Linked DNA regions of Mus musculus: region 2 is linked to region 1. The links are chromatin loops, found by intact Hi-C in ENCODE. Cell type or tissue: heart. All regions are shown on one strand. Each heading gives the region's core, and the rest is flanking DNA. Links, peaks and the distances in the headings are about the cores only.

What was found. A loop is a pair of places that touch in the nucleus more often than their neighbours do. Peaks named below come from ENCODE experiments on the same cell type or tissue, not always from the same donor. Only the 100,000 strongest peaks of a DNase experiment are listed, where the experiment ranks them.
Region 2: it touches region 1 in a loop (2.6-fold over the local background); 2 of 42 quality-filtered maps call a loop at or near these places.

The regions. Positions count from the first base shown.
Region 1 is chr17:30,585,999-30,594,332 of GRCm38, reverse strand. Glo1 (glyoxalase 1) reads left to right here. Exons shown (of 6, transcript NM_025374.3): 6 at 107-1,472. The coding sequence ends at 195. Among named protein-coding and RNA genes, the nearest start is that of Btbd9, 14 kb to the right of the region's middle. In heart, for the core only: a CTCF peak has its summit at 3,341; a DNase peak (open chromatin) is centred at 3,322.
Region 2 is chr17:30,110,101-30,118,434 of GRCm38, reverse strand. The region is part of intron 2 of Zfand3 (zinc finger, AN1-type domain 3); the gene reads right to left. Among named protein-coding and RNA genes, the nearest start is that of Zfand3, 110 kb to the right of the region's middle. In heart, for the core only: a CTCF peak has its summit at 3,475 (motif pointing left); no DNase peak of the experiment used is centred there.

The DNA of each region.
Region 1 (8,334 bases), core at 260-8,259:
AACAACGTATTTTATTCAAGTGCAAATTAAAATTGTAATGAAAACGTGTTTTGTTTTGTTTTGTTTTTAATGTGCCTTCTAGTAATGAAAAGTGTTCATTATACAGGGAAAATGAAAGGACTGGCGTTCATTCAAGACCCTGACGGCTACTGGATTGAGATTCTGAATCCTAACAAAATAGCAACGATTATTTAGTTTCGGGAGAATGTGCCTTTGAGGTATGGGGGACAGCGGGAACAAAGCGGCGTGGAAAAGAAACAGCGTGATTCAAGATGCTGCGGCGACCAGAAGCGTTGGGGACTGATGGGTCTCTCTGCTCCAGTTCAAATCCTCCTGAAACCCTTTTCATTGTCCTGATTCAGTGGGTTTTTAAAAATCTCCCCTCTGTTTTGCCAACCTAATTTTCAAGTAGCAATTTATCTTATGACCTTGACAAAGTTGTGTGACTTTACATTTAAGATAATAATTAGAACAGCTCCCTTTAGAGATCACAGTTGCTACTGCCTGTCTCTTAAAGACTGCTCAAGTCTGTTTCTGATTCATCATTTAGAATTTTGTTTCAAATGTTTCTTTTTGGGGTCTGTTACCTTCTGGGGTTTCAGTTCCTCAGAAATAACTTTCCATAATGGGAAGTACAGAGCAGTGAACAGAAATGAGATTTTTTTGTGTGTACTTCAAACAGCATAGTGTTTATCTTACAAAAGAGAAGGTACTCCTGAGAGCAATTCGGAATCATGCTGACAAGGACACAGATAGAAATACTAATTTTCTTTTTTTCTTTTTTCTTTTTTTTTGTATGTATAAAGTACTTTCAGAATTCAAGGACTAACTTTACTTTTCTGGGAATACGGAGGAGGAAGGGATTAGACAATGGGCCATGCTGTAGCATCCTTTATGTAAATAATGAGTACTGTGGTTACGACAGACAAAGCCACCTGATTGGTCTGAAGGCTTGGGCGGTCAGTGTTTCTAGTAGCTGGGTTATGCCTATGCCTCATGGTACCTCCTGCCCTACTGAGGAACCTGCCGGGAGTCTGGCCTATGCTCTCTGCTCACACTTGGGCTTGAATACCACAGAGAAAGAAGCACAGAGGTCAATAGTACAAGGCTGCTCTAGGGGACACCTGTGAGTGAGCCCCACATTGGAGGGAGTCTTCCCCACCCCATGGTCTTCATGATGCTTGTAATCACGTAGCATGTTATGTTCAGTGCTGAGTCAGATGTCGGGCATTAGCTCTGTGGTCTTCCCTGCTGACAGGATTAATGGATTCTCAGAGGTGATTTGAAGACTCAACAACTGGAGGACAAAACCCAATTTGAGGTCAGACTGCAGCGAAGTTTCCTGCCTGCTGCAGTGGAAGACGGGCGTGGGCAATGCCAAGCGCTACACAGCTATGGGCACTTGGTGATCTATGTGAGCAGTTTAAACACATCATAGGCTGAAATAAAGCTAACACTGTTTAGTACATAAAGGTCTGGGCAGCAAGTCCCTTTGTGTAAAAGGCTGGTCTTGAGGCCTGAAAGGATTCAAAAGAAGTTTGCGCTGAACCAGGGATACACATGAGTCTGTACAGACTAAGCCAGGTAGCTTCTATGGTTGAAAAAGCATGGGAAAGAAAATGTCAAATCAAAAGATTTGGGGGAATGAAGTACATTCAGGAGAAAGACCAGATATCAAAAGGTGGGTCACAGGAATCTAGGAGGGCCAGTTTCAAATGTCCAATGCTGGAATCACCAAATGGGATTCTAATACTGGACCTACCCAATTTAACAATGTGAACCATATTTCTAGGGGTGGGAAGTACTTGCTAGGTGAGTCTTGCCAGGACATAATCCTTATTCCTTAAGTGTGCTTCTGTATGCATTGAAAAGCATGTATGTGGCCAGGCCTTGGCAGGAGTTGGGACAGTGCACTTGCAAATACACTTACCTGGCAAGTAGCGGTGGGAAGAACAGGCTGGGGGTTGGGGACCTTGCTGCTGCTCAGGGGAGACAGTCCTCTACTGGTACAGTCGCCTGGAGGTTGCAGGAGGCTATAGACGTGTGAACATTTCCTTTTCACACTGCAGGAGGCTACGACTTCTTCTTCTTCTTTTTTTTTTTTTGGTTTTTCAAGACAGGGTTTCTCTGTATAGCCCTGGCTGTCCTGGAACTCACTTTGTAGACCAGGCTGGCCTCGAACTCAGAAATCAGCCTGCCTCTGCCTCTTGAGTGCTGGGATTAAAGGTGTGCGCCAATACCGCCCGGCAGGCTGCAACTTCTTATGAAGCAGCAGCCTTTGCAGTGTCTGGCAAGGGTCCTCTTGACTTGTGGACAGGCACTTTGCCTTGTGGACAGGTACTGTGCCTTCTCGGGGCAGAAGTTTACTGCAACATGCATCCCATTCCAGGAGGCTCCACCTAAGTAATTTGCCTTGTAGGAGCTCATTTCCAAGTACCATTTTGGGGAGTGGGCCTAGTCAGAGGAATTTCGAAGGACCCCAGAGTTGTCCCATAGCATAGTACACAGACCTTGACAACTTGGTTGTGGAGGGACCTTTGTTCTCAAGATGCTGTTAGAAGCATGGGAAGGCCCAAGGGCATGCACTGCAGAGTTGGCCTGCAAGAAGTCCTGATACCTACAGCTTGTTCATCCCGTCACTTGACACATATATGATCAAAGATGGCTAAGGCCAGTCAGTGCTGTGTGTCCACTAAAAACGGCCATTGAAAGGAAGTAACCTGGGATTCCTCACTTGTCTAAGGGCTGAAAGTGTTTTCCAAGGCTCTGCAGCCAAATTGATCTCCTTACGTTCTGGAAGACCAACAGTTTTATGTGATGTTACTTATTTACCATTTCCCAGTGGGGGGGGGGCTCTGACTTTGTGTGGTGACATGCTGAAATGAGGTTTTGTTTCTTTAAGTGGGAGTTGAAATGCAGGTGAAATGCTCTCATCCCGAGGCCACTGTATCCAGCAAGATCACTAACATAACTCATAGCCTACTGAGGTTATGCTTGTCAACTTCTCTCCTGTAAACTTAATCTCCGGCCACCTCCTTTTCTACACTGTTCTCTTCAGAGGAAAATAAACTATGTGAAACTCCAAACTGAGGAGTCATGAGGCTGGCCATGAGCACGTGGAGAGAGGGGGAAGGGGAATGAGAAGAGAGGGGAAGGGGAAGGGAGCAAGAGAGGAGGGGGTGTGAGTCAGGCACACCTGGCTGTTGCCAGGTAACTGTGGGCGGAGCCTAGACTAAATGCCAACTTGAATGACATCACACCAACCAACATCCTCCTCCACTAAATACCACTTGTCAAACCAACTGAAAACGGGCCCCCACACATTTCCAGAATGACCCCTAGGGGTCAGTACTGCTCCGCTGAAACCACTGGTCTTTCTTAAGATTTCTGATTCTAGTTTCTTCAAAGAGGAATGGGTCCTGATAGCGTTTCCAAGGGAATGAATGGGCAGAGTCTTCACTTCGATAGTTTCCGGCAACGGACAGCGGGGATTTTCCACCTCTGATCAGCAGCTACATACCTGAGCCATTTGTCTTCGGGAGCCCTTCTATACAGTGTTTTATGTAGTGTTTTGCTAAATTGCATACTTAGAATTTCGAGGCAACTAATGGAACACGTTAGTAACGGACAGTTGAGCAGTAACACCAAGGAAACAGTAACCCGGACGACACAGAATAGCCAGCTAGTGACAGTTAGCTGTGCTTAAGCAGGCTTCTCTTCAATGGTGATGACTCAGCTCAATCCAGTCAATAGTTAAGAGAAATTACAGCAAGTGCATAAATCTGAGGCCTACTGTCCAGGTGGTGGGGGTGCATGTCCTCCAATCCCGGTGCTCGGGGGTTGGGGACGGGGGACAGGGAGCAGGGAGAAGAGGCAGGCAGATGGAGGTCAGCATGGTCTACAGAGCAAGTTCCAGGACAGCCAAGGGCTACATAGATAAATCCTTTCTCAAACCGCACCCCCCAAATGAGACCTACTGATGTTAGCATATTACAGAATATTTTTTAAAAGGATTTATTTATTTACTATATGTAAGTACACTGTAGCTGTTTTCAGACATCCCAGAAGAGGGCATCAGATCTCATTATGGATGGTTGTGAGCCACCATGTGGTTGCTGGGATTTGAACTCATGACCTTTGGAAGAGCAGTCAGTGCTCTTACCCACTGAGCCATCTCTCCAGCCCCAGAATATTTTTAAAATGCTAATACCCAGGACTTTTAGAGCTGTAATAAAATAGGTACCTCATAAATGTCATCAAAATACACATTATGGCTGAAGACAGGGCTAAGAGCAGTGGCTGAGTTGAGTTTCCAGCACCCATGTTGGGTGGCTCACATCAACCTTTTTAGATTTGGCATCTTTTTCTGGGCTCTATACTCACAAACACACATACACACACAGGGTAAACATAATTCTAAAAAATATACATATATATATGTGTGTGTGTGTATTTTAAAGCACATTAGATTTACAATAGTCTTTAAGAGTTTAAAGGCTTTCAAATGCTTTATTTATTTGGCTAATGCTGTGGCTTTCTACATCCTAGAAAATATTCAGTGGTTTTAATTTCTAAATTAAATGTGGCTTGTTGCTTGCATTACTTTTTTACAGTAGGAAAAAAAAAAAGGGAAGCCGGGCGGTGGTGGCGAACGCCTTTAATCCCAGCAATTGGGAGGCAGAGGCAGGTGGATTTCTGAGTTTGAGGCCAGCCTGGTCTACAGAGTGAGTTCCAGGACAGCCAGGGCTACACAGAGAAACCCTGTCTAGACAAAACAAAACAAAACAAACAAACAAAGCTGAAACAGGTTAGGTAGAAAACAGTCATGAAAGTCAGCGCTTTCTCATCCACTGCCCACTGTTCACTCTGAAGCAGTGTTCTTTTTCTTTTCTTTTTTGGCTAATGTTCATTTTGTATTTTAAAACTATAGTCTCCTAGGCACACCCCTCCCAGCCCTAACTCCCCAAGTGTACTGCTAACTTCCTCAAGCTGTGTCCAGAAGCCAAAGACAAGCAAGCCTCTGCCCCTCCAGATCGACAGACGGCCTACATCTCAGGGCTGTGATTTCTCCCTTTTCTCGGTTAGCTACAGGAATAGAAAGTCTCTACCTAGGGACCCGTTGATCTTCAGGGCTGTCCTTCCTGACCCCCCTCCCAGGCCAAAGCTTCAAGGTTCCTGCCTGGCACTGCGGGGCCCATGGTCTAGCTGCTTGAATGGATATGGGCCGTGAGTTAACAAGACATGCAAGGAGGTGAGTTAATGTTTTCGGCATCGTGTCATGTAACAATATAAAGATTTAATGGAGTGTTCAGAGCATGATTGGGGGCACAAAATCATATTAAATGTCTGTGTAGAACAAGGCTGGGGATACAACACGGTCGCAGTGTTGAGAAAAATTATGATCTTCAGAAGAAGAACGGACAGGATGGTAGCGAGCAAAAATATCAATAGGAGTAAACTAGGTTTGAAATCAATACTAACCACCCTATGTGGGTCTATCAGTGGCAGTTTCTAGCATCAGATGGACATTTGTGGATCTGAAGAATTGGACATGTGTCAGAATCACTTGGGGTTTATTGAAACACCGGTGTCTAGACCCCATTGATGGAATAGGCCAGCAGAGGGTTCTAAAATGAATATTTGAATAAGTAGTTGCTGTGATGTGTGTGTGTGTGTATGTGTGTATGTGTGTGTGTGTGGCAGGGAGGGGGAGAAAAAAAAGAATGTGTGGAGGTCAGAGGCAGACATTGGGTTATCTTCTTCCATTGCTACACCTTCAGTTTTGTTTTGTTTTGTTTGGTTTGGTTTGGTTTTCAAGACAGGGTTTCTCTGTATAGCTCTGGATGTCCTGGAACTCACTTTGTAGACCAGGCTGACCTCAAACTCAGAAATCTGCCTGCCTCTGCCTCCCAAGTGCTGGGATTAAAGGCATGCACCACCACGCCCAGCTCATTTTTGTTTTGTTTTGTTTTTCAAAAACAGTCTATAGCTGAATCTGGACTTGACCATTTGAGCTAGACTGCTGGCCACGGAGCCCCTGGGATCCACCTCTCTCCAGCCATGCTCAGTATCAGGGTGACAGATGACATGTGCTAGCTACACACCAGGCTCTTCCACATGGGTTCCCAGCCATAGGTTCTCAAGCTTGTCCAACCCTGACCACCACAGCCTTATGATAAGCATGTCTATCAAGTTCCCAAGTGGTGGGGCTGGTGAGACGGCTCAGTGGGTCAGAGCACCTGACTGCTCTTCCGAAGGTCTGGAGTTCAAATCCCAGGAACCACATGGTGGTTCACAACCATCCGTAACGAGATCTGACGCCCTCTTATGGAGTGTCTGAAGACAGCTACAGTGACTTACATATAATAAATAAATATTTAAAAAAAAAAAACAACAAACATTCCCAGGTGATACTGATGCGGCTGCTCAGTCACTGCACTGCACTTGGAGGCTGGTAGCCCTAGTTGTCAATGTTCTCCACGAATCTGTGGGTTAGCAGCACCTAGAGTTGTTGGAACAGGAAGCACCAACTGCGGGTGGGTAGGAGCCAGAGCAGGACACTGAATGGGATCCCTGGTAAATGAGCACTGCCCCGGGAAGTCATACCAGGGGCAGTCTTTCTTCCTGGCAGACACTCAGCAGATTCTCAACCTGAAAACAAGTTCAAGGGTTGAAATCCGGTAAGCATCTCTTTTCTCTTTTTTAAAGATCTATTTATGTATATGAGTATGATGTCTTCATGCACATCAGAAAGGGCATCAGATCCCATTTACAGATGGTTGTGAGCCGCCATGTGGTTGCTGGGAATTGAACTCAGGACCTCTGGAAGAGCAGCCAGTGCTCTTAACTACTAAGCTATCTCTCCAGCCCATTGGGTAAGCATTTTTAAGTTTTGGATCAGTGGCCCTTGGTCCTTCCATCACCTATCTCTGATTTCTTTTGAGAGATTAGAGTGAGCGAGACATTGGGTGGCTGGCTATTGGCTTTCCCCTTATGGTCCATGTTCCCCCGGTTCTCTCGTGACTCTCTGTCCATCAGTGGCCCCTATGGCTTTGCAAATCATCTGTTACAGTGCGACTTTCCTTTCTACGGGGCTAAGCAGCTTAGTTATGTCATGGTGCACCCTACTTTCAGCTCCAGGGAATTCAGAGCCACTTACAGATGTCCTCATTATGAATGGATGTGTTTCATAGATTGCGCTATCGCAGTCAACGGACAGCTTTTCTGCCAGTACATAAGCTACCTCTCCCCCCATGCTAAGCTCTCTGAAGAACCAAAATTTCAAGTCAGGAGAAACAGTCATCATGGGGAAGAGGAAATGGCAGTAACTGAAAGCCAAGGGGCTTTGGGGGAGGGGTACTGCAAGGTTCCATTTTTTTCCTTTTTACTAGGGTACACTGTGAACGTCTCACATGTTGTATTTGTGTGCCTTACTGTTCTTGTTAGACTTCAATTAAAAATAACACTTTTCCCCACAAAGGAAACTACCCTAAGTGGAGGAAGAGTGAGAGGAGGAACTCTGTACTTAGAACCAAGGACAGGTGTCCTTGTGTCTGATCCCGACCTACGGTCCCTGTCACTCCTCCTCCCACCACTGCCGTCATTCATGCTGAAATCTCCTTACTACTGAGTATTGTTAGTGACTGGAGAACACACACCCTGCTCACTAGAAGAACATTGTTTTAGGAACTAGGGAGACAACTAAGGTGCTTAAAGCACTAACCATGCAAGCTGCAACCCATGTTTGAAAAAAAAAAAAAAAAAAGGAAAAATAAGGTGGATTGGCCGCACACATCCTGAATCCCAACACTCCGGTGGTGAGATGGGAGGTAGAGACAGGTGAATGGCCCGGAAGCTGGCAGGCCAGATAGCCTGGAGCACACAGTAGGGGAAGTTGCCCATTGAATGGCATTCATGCACCGGACACGTGCACATACATACTTGCCTTCCTTCACATGCCCTTCCCTTTGCATCCATGAAGGGACCTGTGATTGCTAGTTCTGACTTTCCTGGCTGTTCTGTCCCCAGGTTCTCTTCTTTTTTAATGCAGGGTGAGATTAAAAAGGAGCTGACTCCAGGTAGATCTTGACTCCATCACTGAAGGGTGGATCTGCGGCGATTCTTCCTCACAGGGGGTGGGGGCTCGGAAGCCGGGAGGGAATGTGAACTATTGTGCACCCTGCTCCTCGAATAGAAACTATTCCTTTAATACTCTGTCCTCAGCACTGCCCTTTCCACATGGGCTCTTCTTTCTTTGGCGATGTCTCCCACTTTCATGGCCTTACCCATCATCTCTTTGATACAGATCATTTAAGGAGATGAAAAGATTAAAGC
Region 2 (8,334 bases), core at 99-8,098, 480 kb after region 1:
TACTAGTTAGGAGCAACGTAAACTTAAAACGTATCTAAAACATTATCTAAGCACAGATATTGACAACAATGTGGACATCGCCCTGCCCTTTTATAAAGATGATTACTAGGGGTTTCAAAGCCAAGCTATGCAATCACTGAAATGCTATATATACACATGCCTAGCCATATATCATCTTGGTTGCTTAGAAACCAAGCCTGAATAAACAGAATTAGAACAGCAGAAGGAAGGAATCCTTGTTAAAGAGGTTCAAAAAAAAAAAGCAGAGATGGTGATTATCTGTTTTGAAAATGAGGCTGTAAACAAACGTAATGAAGATGTCATATTTGGAGATGCCCTTCAGAGCTGCAGCACTTTAGTTCTTACTGCCTTGCAGCTGCACGCTGTAATTCAAAGAAAAAGAATCTTAATGCATGCACATAATCCTACACATCAGTGTTCAAAAACAACCAAGAAATGCTGGCCTGTATTTATGACCCCCAGGGTTAATGTGAGACAAACAAATTCAATCTCCATGCTACTGTACTGATCAGATGGAAAGCAACCATCAAATGTGAATATTTAACAGAAATTTTAAACCTGAGTAAAAAATGTTTTTTGGGGGGGGCACAAATACTGTAACGCCGTTTGTCACACATAAAAGGATGCCTAGGACTGACTCTAATCTATATAATCCATGAATATACTGGATTACATCTAAGCAAAATGTGACCTTTAGCAATGACAAAAATTCAAATACCCATTTTTTGACCGTCTGAATCAAGACTCTCAGAACATACATGTACTCTTGGTCTAAGTGCTCAAATGGCTAAGAAAACCAAAATAAATTTTTAAAGTAGTAACCTGTAAGAATGAATACAGAAAGACAGAATTTCTCACTATTTCTGGCTTTATGCCCTTTTTAAAAGAGGGAGGTAAAGTGACTTTTTTTTTTTTTAAGGCTGACAATGGCTATAATTCCTGTAGGGAACATACTTTAGAAACCAATAAAAAGGTATCATGTAGAACTCACAATTTTCTAGCATGGTCTCCCTCTGAGACTCTTACGGTTCATCCGTTTGTGGGCCGTGCCCTCGTGAGACATGTACAGTTGTGAGCAGTCACCATTTCTCTAGGTGTCCACAGCAAGCACAGTGCTCCCCGAGGGCCGTGTGTCCGTGGGGCCTTTCTTGATGCTAGTGCTTTTACCACCCAAGTGCTTCATGTTCTCTCAAGCCACTGTGAACAGTTAAAAATCCCTAAGAAAATCAACTGCTTCCTTGAAAACAGCCTCTCTACTAAGACAATTCTAGAACAGGTAAAGTTTATTAGGGTCTCGTCTGACGTTCTGTCACTTCCCAGCAAGCTCACGTCTGGGAGCTGCTCTCCTCCTGTCCGCCCTGCACATGACCTCCCCGACACTGACATCATCGGATGCCTTCGCCTCATTTCTAATGACATTTATCCTTATTCCACTTCAGCTAACAATTCCGAAGGCAATAACCGATCCCTCAGAAAGCTCACTAACTCTGCTCTAGCAATACCCTACTTTCCTTCCGGAGATCAGAGTTCTTTCCTTTACTTATTCTCAGCCTTTCCTTCCCAGAATCCCCAGTGGTTTATTTTGCTGGTCTTACGATCTTTATGTACGTGAGCCCAAAAGTGTGGGCCACTATTTGGATCACTGTCATCAGTTTCCACTCTAAAAAATCCTCTCAAACCTAGATCAATTCTAACCGGTGATCTGCTACTCGTCTTGACCTGTAAAATCTGTTACAAACCCCTGAATGAGTGGAGCAGGGTCAACCCACGCCAAGCAGCTCCCCTTCCATCTCCCCATGCCGAGTCTTTACCCTCAGTACATGAGTACATAAGGTTTGCCCATGGTGCATGTGGGGCACTTCCTCGGCCCTGCCCCCAGCCATCACTCTCGTCTTTTCAGTCAAGGTTCTGAAGACAAGGCCTTGCTTGATTTAGGCTGAAAAAGAGGTACACTGTGTACTAACTGAGAAAGCAATTACACAGCCAGCATTAGCAACACAAAGTAGCCAGCAGCAGCTGGTCAAATAGAAACACCCCCAGTTTGTGGTCTGAATATGCTTGGCCCATGGGAAGTGGCACTATTAGAAGTGTGGTCTTAGTGGAGAAGTGCAGCCTTGTTAGAGAAAGTGTGTCACTGTGGAGGCGGGGTTTTGGGGTCTCAAATATCTACGCTCAAGTCTGGCCAGTGTGATCCAGAGCCTCCTCCTGGCTGCCTTCGGGTCAACATGTAGACGACCTCTCAGCTCCTCCAGCACCGAGTCTGCTGCATGCAGACATGCATCCCACCAGATGACAATGGCCTAAACTTCTGAAACTGTGAGCTAGCTTGATTTAATGTTGCCCTTTTATAAGGATTGCTATGGTCATGGTATCTCTTCACAACAACGAAAACCCTAAGACACCCAGAAAGCAAGCACTTCTGGGTTGAAATAAGCATTAATGGGGTTTTTTAACGCTTTTATAAGGTTAAAAGAGGGTTAAATTTCTCTATGCCAGAAACTCTTCCCCCGCTCTGGAGAAGACAGGTTAAGAAAGACTCAGTGGGGGTTAAGGGCAGATCTGCTTGAACAGTGTAACAAGCCCCACCACTGCACTTGGTTCCCTTTAACAGCACAAGATCCATGGGCATCACAAGCACAGGATGCTGAGTCCAATCCTAGAACCAGAAATCCACAGGGAACGGCAGCTGGGAGGCCACACCCTGTAACCCCAGCACTGGGAGACAGAGACAGTGAGGCCCAGGCCAGAGAGAGATCTTGTCTCAGGGGAAGTAGGTCAAAGCTCCTAAAATGACACCTGAGCCAACACACAACACATAAAGGGGAAAAAAAATTTAAAAAGAGAATAAGATTCAGAATTGTAACTTTGTTCCCTATACCGTTTGAACTTCAAATTCATAACATGAACTAAAGCACAGTCATTACTATAATTTAATTTAAAATGGTTAAAAGCAGTTACCCTTCTTTAATTAAATGTCATAAATATAAAATAAATACCACTTGAATAAGCCACAATTTTTGTTCAATTTCACTCTTTCTTTAAAAATGTCTAGATCACAGACCTGGAGTGGTAGTGCACATTTTTAATCTTAGCACTAGGGAGGCAGAGGCAGGTGGATATCTATGAGTTTGAAGTCAAGACTGGTTTACATAACAAATTCCAGGCTAGCCAGGGCTACCCAGTAAGATGCTTGTCTCTAAATTGATGTTCTCCAACTTAGGGAGAAAACCAACTGTCAGATTTGACAACAAATCCTTTAAAACATTTTTTCATCTGATTTTATTTCACAATGGTTTTTTTAAATCACAATTTAAAAAAAAAAAAAGAATGTTGAGGGAAGGGAGGAGCTTTGATGAAGAACCCTTAAAAATACACTCAGTCCTGTTTTCAAGTTGCTTCAAAAAAATTCACTCAGTCCTGTTTTCAAGTACAAGAGCATCAGATATGCGCCCTCTGCTGGCTTCACAAAAACTCCCTTGATGTTCCTCTGGGCCCAGGAAGAAATACAAAAATACAAAGGGCTACAAAAGGGCTGGGTGCACATTTCACAGTAAGATCCAACCTTCAGGAAAGCAATTTAGCAAAAATCTCTTAGGTCAGTCACACTGGATACCTCCCTCCCCTACGCGCTGGGTTATTCTTACCCTCAAACATCTCTAGCTTGCACAGAGAAAAGGTAACACTTCTCTACTGAATAAAAACACTGTAGAGTAATTGCAACATTTGTGTTCCATCAAAAGTAACAACATACAAAACTACACAGGTAAATGCAAGCCTGCCCAAAAACAAGAACTTAAGAGGAAATTCTTGTCATTTTCCCACAAGTTCAACTTTGTATTAATGGTCTTTCAGATCCAAGAGGACAAAAGGTCAGAAAACTGATCCACAAAGCAATGTATCAATATCCTTCCATTTGAAGCTATTCTTTTAAATTTTAAGTTATTTACCAAATAATATTCATTTTTAAATAATAGAGTTTCTTTCCAGACGACAGTTTTAACTCTGTAATAAAAAAAATATTGTTTCAATAGCCAAGCAATATATTTTAATTATTGTGCTAGGTACCACAAGTAAAATGTCACAAAAATTGTGCCCTGTGATTAACTAAACCTTCTCTGAAGGCTTCTAGAGAGAACAGAAAACAAAGACAGTCCACTCACAGCACAGTCTAAACGTGAGCAGAGTTTGATCCGCTATGAATACTGCCATAGAAAACAAAATGTGCCATAACTCATTGTACAAATACATATTTATAATTTTATTGAACTTTTCTCATCTAGGCTGACAGCACTCCCTCCAAAAGTTCAAGACCACCTACCAAAATTCCCAGGACCAACCATGAGAAGCCCTCTTTTGAGTTGTTGGCCAGAGCTGTCTAGCACACGGCCCCCTGCTATTGATTGCCCTAGGTTACCCTCAGCCAGGGGTGAAAGTTAAGTCCCTATTGCTGAAGATACCACGCAATTCAGAAATAAGGCCCAGAAGCCCCGAGCTAAAAGTGACACACACATACTTAGTCACGTATCCTACTTAGGGTTCAATTCTTTTGGGTACACATTCGCTTTAGCAGAACTACCAGGTTGAGCAATGAATTTTTGGAAAAGGCATATTATTATAACGATGTCTTCAACTGGTGAATATCATGAAAACTCTAAAAAGTTTTTCTTTTGCTGTATTGATGGAGACGCTTACTAGTGAGAACACATACTAGAGACCAAAGCCTGGGCAGAGAGCAAGTGCAGCTACCACTTACTTAAAACACTGAAGCTATATTTTGTCCTGACCTAATTCTTATTTTTCACAAGCAATGACATTTTTCCTATAAGTATATGAAACAGATCTTACTCTTTGGTTATTTTTTTTTCTTGCCAAAGTGCTTCCTTGTTGCCTAGTATACACTGTAAAACTTTTCAATTTTTTTCTGAATATTTTAAATTGAGAAAGTTACGTATTTTATCATACACAATGTTATTCTAAAATAGGTACTATGCTATGGCTAAATCAAGCTCATTAACATATGTGTCACTTCGTGTACCTCTGTTTTCATGACTTTTTAAAGTACTAAACTGTAACTGACAACAGTGACTGATGCGTCAATCAGATCCACTATTCCCAACAAAGAGAGGGATGTCTGCCTTAAAATACGCCTCACACACAAGCACAGGTCCCTCGCCAGTCAAGTTTTCTGAATAAAAACAATGAAGAATCCCCCAACCTCTGCTCAGCATCTGACTGTCTCATCTGTAAAGCCTCCTTGCTTTACAGACTCATGCTGAGTGTTTGGTGGTACAGATAACATGTCCTGCAAATCATACTCTGTGGAAGGAGACACACCTATCTGCAGGGCAACCAAGGGCAAGAGACACCAGACAGTCAGGGGCAGAGCTACACCAGAACGCTCATCTCCTATTATCAAAACATGCTTTGTCCAATAGGACCAAAGCACCAAGCGGTCCTAAAGTTGCTCAGTCCAAGTCAATGAAAAGTGTGCACTCTGTGCTTGCCAGTAGAAACAGGCTGAGGGAAAGAAATGCAAGCTACTTAGTCTTTACATTCAAACAAACCACTCTGCATTTCATTAAGATTTAGGAGCTAAGTGAACTAACAAAGTTCCTTTAAGTTCTCTGGGTCTACTTCCTCATTTTTAAAAAAAAAAGAGAGGGGGGGAAAGCTCAATTGAGGAAAAGCTCAATTGGTAAAGTGAAGACCTGAGTTCAATCCGCAGAAACCACATTAAAAAATGCTAGATGTGGTGGTACGTGTTTGTGATTGCCACACTTTTAAGGCCAATACTACAGAAGCAGAGAGGGGAGGGCCCTTGAAGTTTGCCCGAAATCCAGTGTAGCCTATTGGTAAACTCTAGGCCAAAGACAGATGATGTCTCCAATGAGGTAGGTGGTAGTCTTTACAGGAAAAGATGGACATCCATCACTATCATCACCATCAGGTAAGGTAAATTACTTTATAAATTTAGTATAGTGTCTGGAACACAATAAAACACTTAATAGATAGTAGCTGTTGTTTCTTAAATGCCTGCAAAGAGCTGGCCTGTGTGTGCTGTAGGCGTAGGGAGAAGTAACTGCATCTATAAGCAGCATCTCCATGAAGGAGGAGACGCAGTCCCGAGCAGCACAGAGCTGCACTGACACTAAACTCACAATCAGAAGCTTCTCCTTCTGTTTTCTTAACAGCCTTCTTGTTTGCTTTGGACAAAAAGAAAAATACATTGATGCTTATTTCAAAAAAGCAAGTGTGGCTCACCACAGAGCTTCTCAAACTCTGACCTGCAGTAATTCTATGGTCTCGGCTAAATGCTGGTTCTCCTTGACTTATGTCACAGGTCAGTGACCGGGTCTGACCTGCATTTCTCTAACAAGATCCTGGGGGGGGAGGGTGCTGCTGATACAGAAAACTTTGAATAAGAGCTTACAGGATGTCATACTTTAAGAAATCTAACATAAATTAATTAATTAATTAATTAATTTAGTGTTGTTAAGGAGATACTTAACTTCCAAATGCCAAGGTCAGGAAGGTGGGGACACTGTCCTAAGTCCACTATGCTGTACAGGTGCTGAGGGCTCACCAAATGCCAAAACCACCCTGCTCTGCCAGGGCACACTGCACTCAACAGTGTGGACGCTACTCTCCTTGCTTCAACAGATGGTCTCAGAGAACAGAGTGCTTGTAACTGGACGGAGGAATCAAGGGCCGCCCTTGGCAGCTCTGTGGAGTGAAATCTTAGGTGGTGCCGGCATCCCCATCACCTCCAATGTGGTGTGTGTCATGGGTGAGGAAGTGAGACGTTCCCTCTGCTGCTGCTCATGTTTACCCATGATCCTCAGGTGTCTGTTCCTGAGAGAGATCACAGACCACCACCTACCTGAGGAGAAGAAGGGAAGTATATCCGCGGACAGGACAGAAGCACAGCTTTTCAATTCCACTGACAGAGCCAGGTCCTACCAGGGTCTACCTTATCCTTGTGGGAATAACTGAAACTTAAAGCTGCCTTGGTGTTATCAAGGGGAAGGGGCTGTGGAATCACCATCCTCCTTTCTTCTGATTCCTCTCTCACCCCAACCTTTTCAAACAGGGCACTGAAGCAGCAGGCTCAATGCTCACTGGCTTCACAGACAAACCATTAATCTTTTCCACATTACTTATCACCACAGCTAGGATAATATTTGCTCTAATCTAACAGATTTTCATTTCAAAACCAATTGTAAAGCTCAGCAGGGTGCTATATACAACTTTAATGAGAGCTTCTAACCCGAGACTCCTCCAATATGTGCTGCTCAGAACTGTTAAATATTACTGGCTGCAAGTTCTGGAATGAAGCAAGGAAAGGTTCACCAAGGCCCAGCATTCGAACAATTCAATTCCTTCCCTATCTTTTCTAGTTATGTAACTATGAAGCTCTAATAAATCTGATCCACCAGATGACAGATTTGCATTTCCCTTCCGAGCACTGACGACAACCTGACCAACTCCTCCACAGGTCAGCTTACACTGTACCCTATGATTCCCTACAATTAATGCAGAGCAAGGGGGCAGATCTGCAAATCTGTGACAGCTGTTTAATGGGAGCGGTGGAAAGGAGTGGACATATCCTGGCAGTGTGCTTAATGGCTACGCAAACACCGGTCATCAGCCTCAAGTGATTCTGGCAGAAAATTAACTTAGAGATACAAAACTCATTTGGTGAGAAGACCTGCAGCAATCTGCACAGTACGAGACTGTGTAATGAGCAAAGAGGCGAAATGAGAAGAGATTCTAAGTTTCCCTTTAAGAACCCTGGACCCCCGCATGATCACTTTGGAAAGCGGGTGCTTCTACTCTACTGTAAACGCCATTCACGATGCTGTGCGGCTTTCCTTGCCATGACCAAAATGTCACATAAGCACCACACTTTATGAGATAACTGCCAACGTGCTTTTATCATCAAGCTGATCGGTGCTGGATCACAAATTATTATGCCCTAGCTCTAAGAAGGCAGCCAACACACACATCACCTTGCAGCTACCACAGTCCTGGAGGCAGTACAATTATCATCATTCTACAAGCAGGAAAACAAGAAGCCTACATACAGCCACATTTCAACCCCATGCAACAGTTCACTAGAAAACTACGACCTGACGATTATTTCTGGTTTTATCTAAGGCCTGAGCCACATGGGCCAGTCCACAGCTAAAAAGCACAGCTTAGGAAGCTTTGTGTTTCACTCTTAAATGTACAGAAGGTAGAAATATGAAAACCAGAGGAGAATGAAATTCAGGAGTCTGCTCAAAGATCTGACCTCTCTCATCCTGAAAGTCA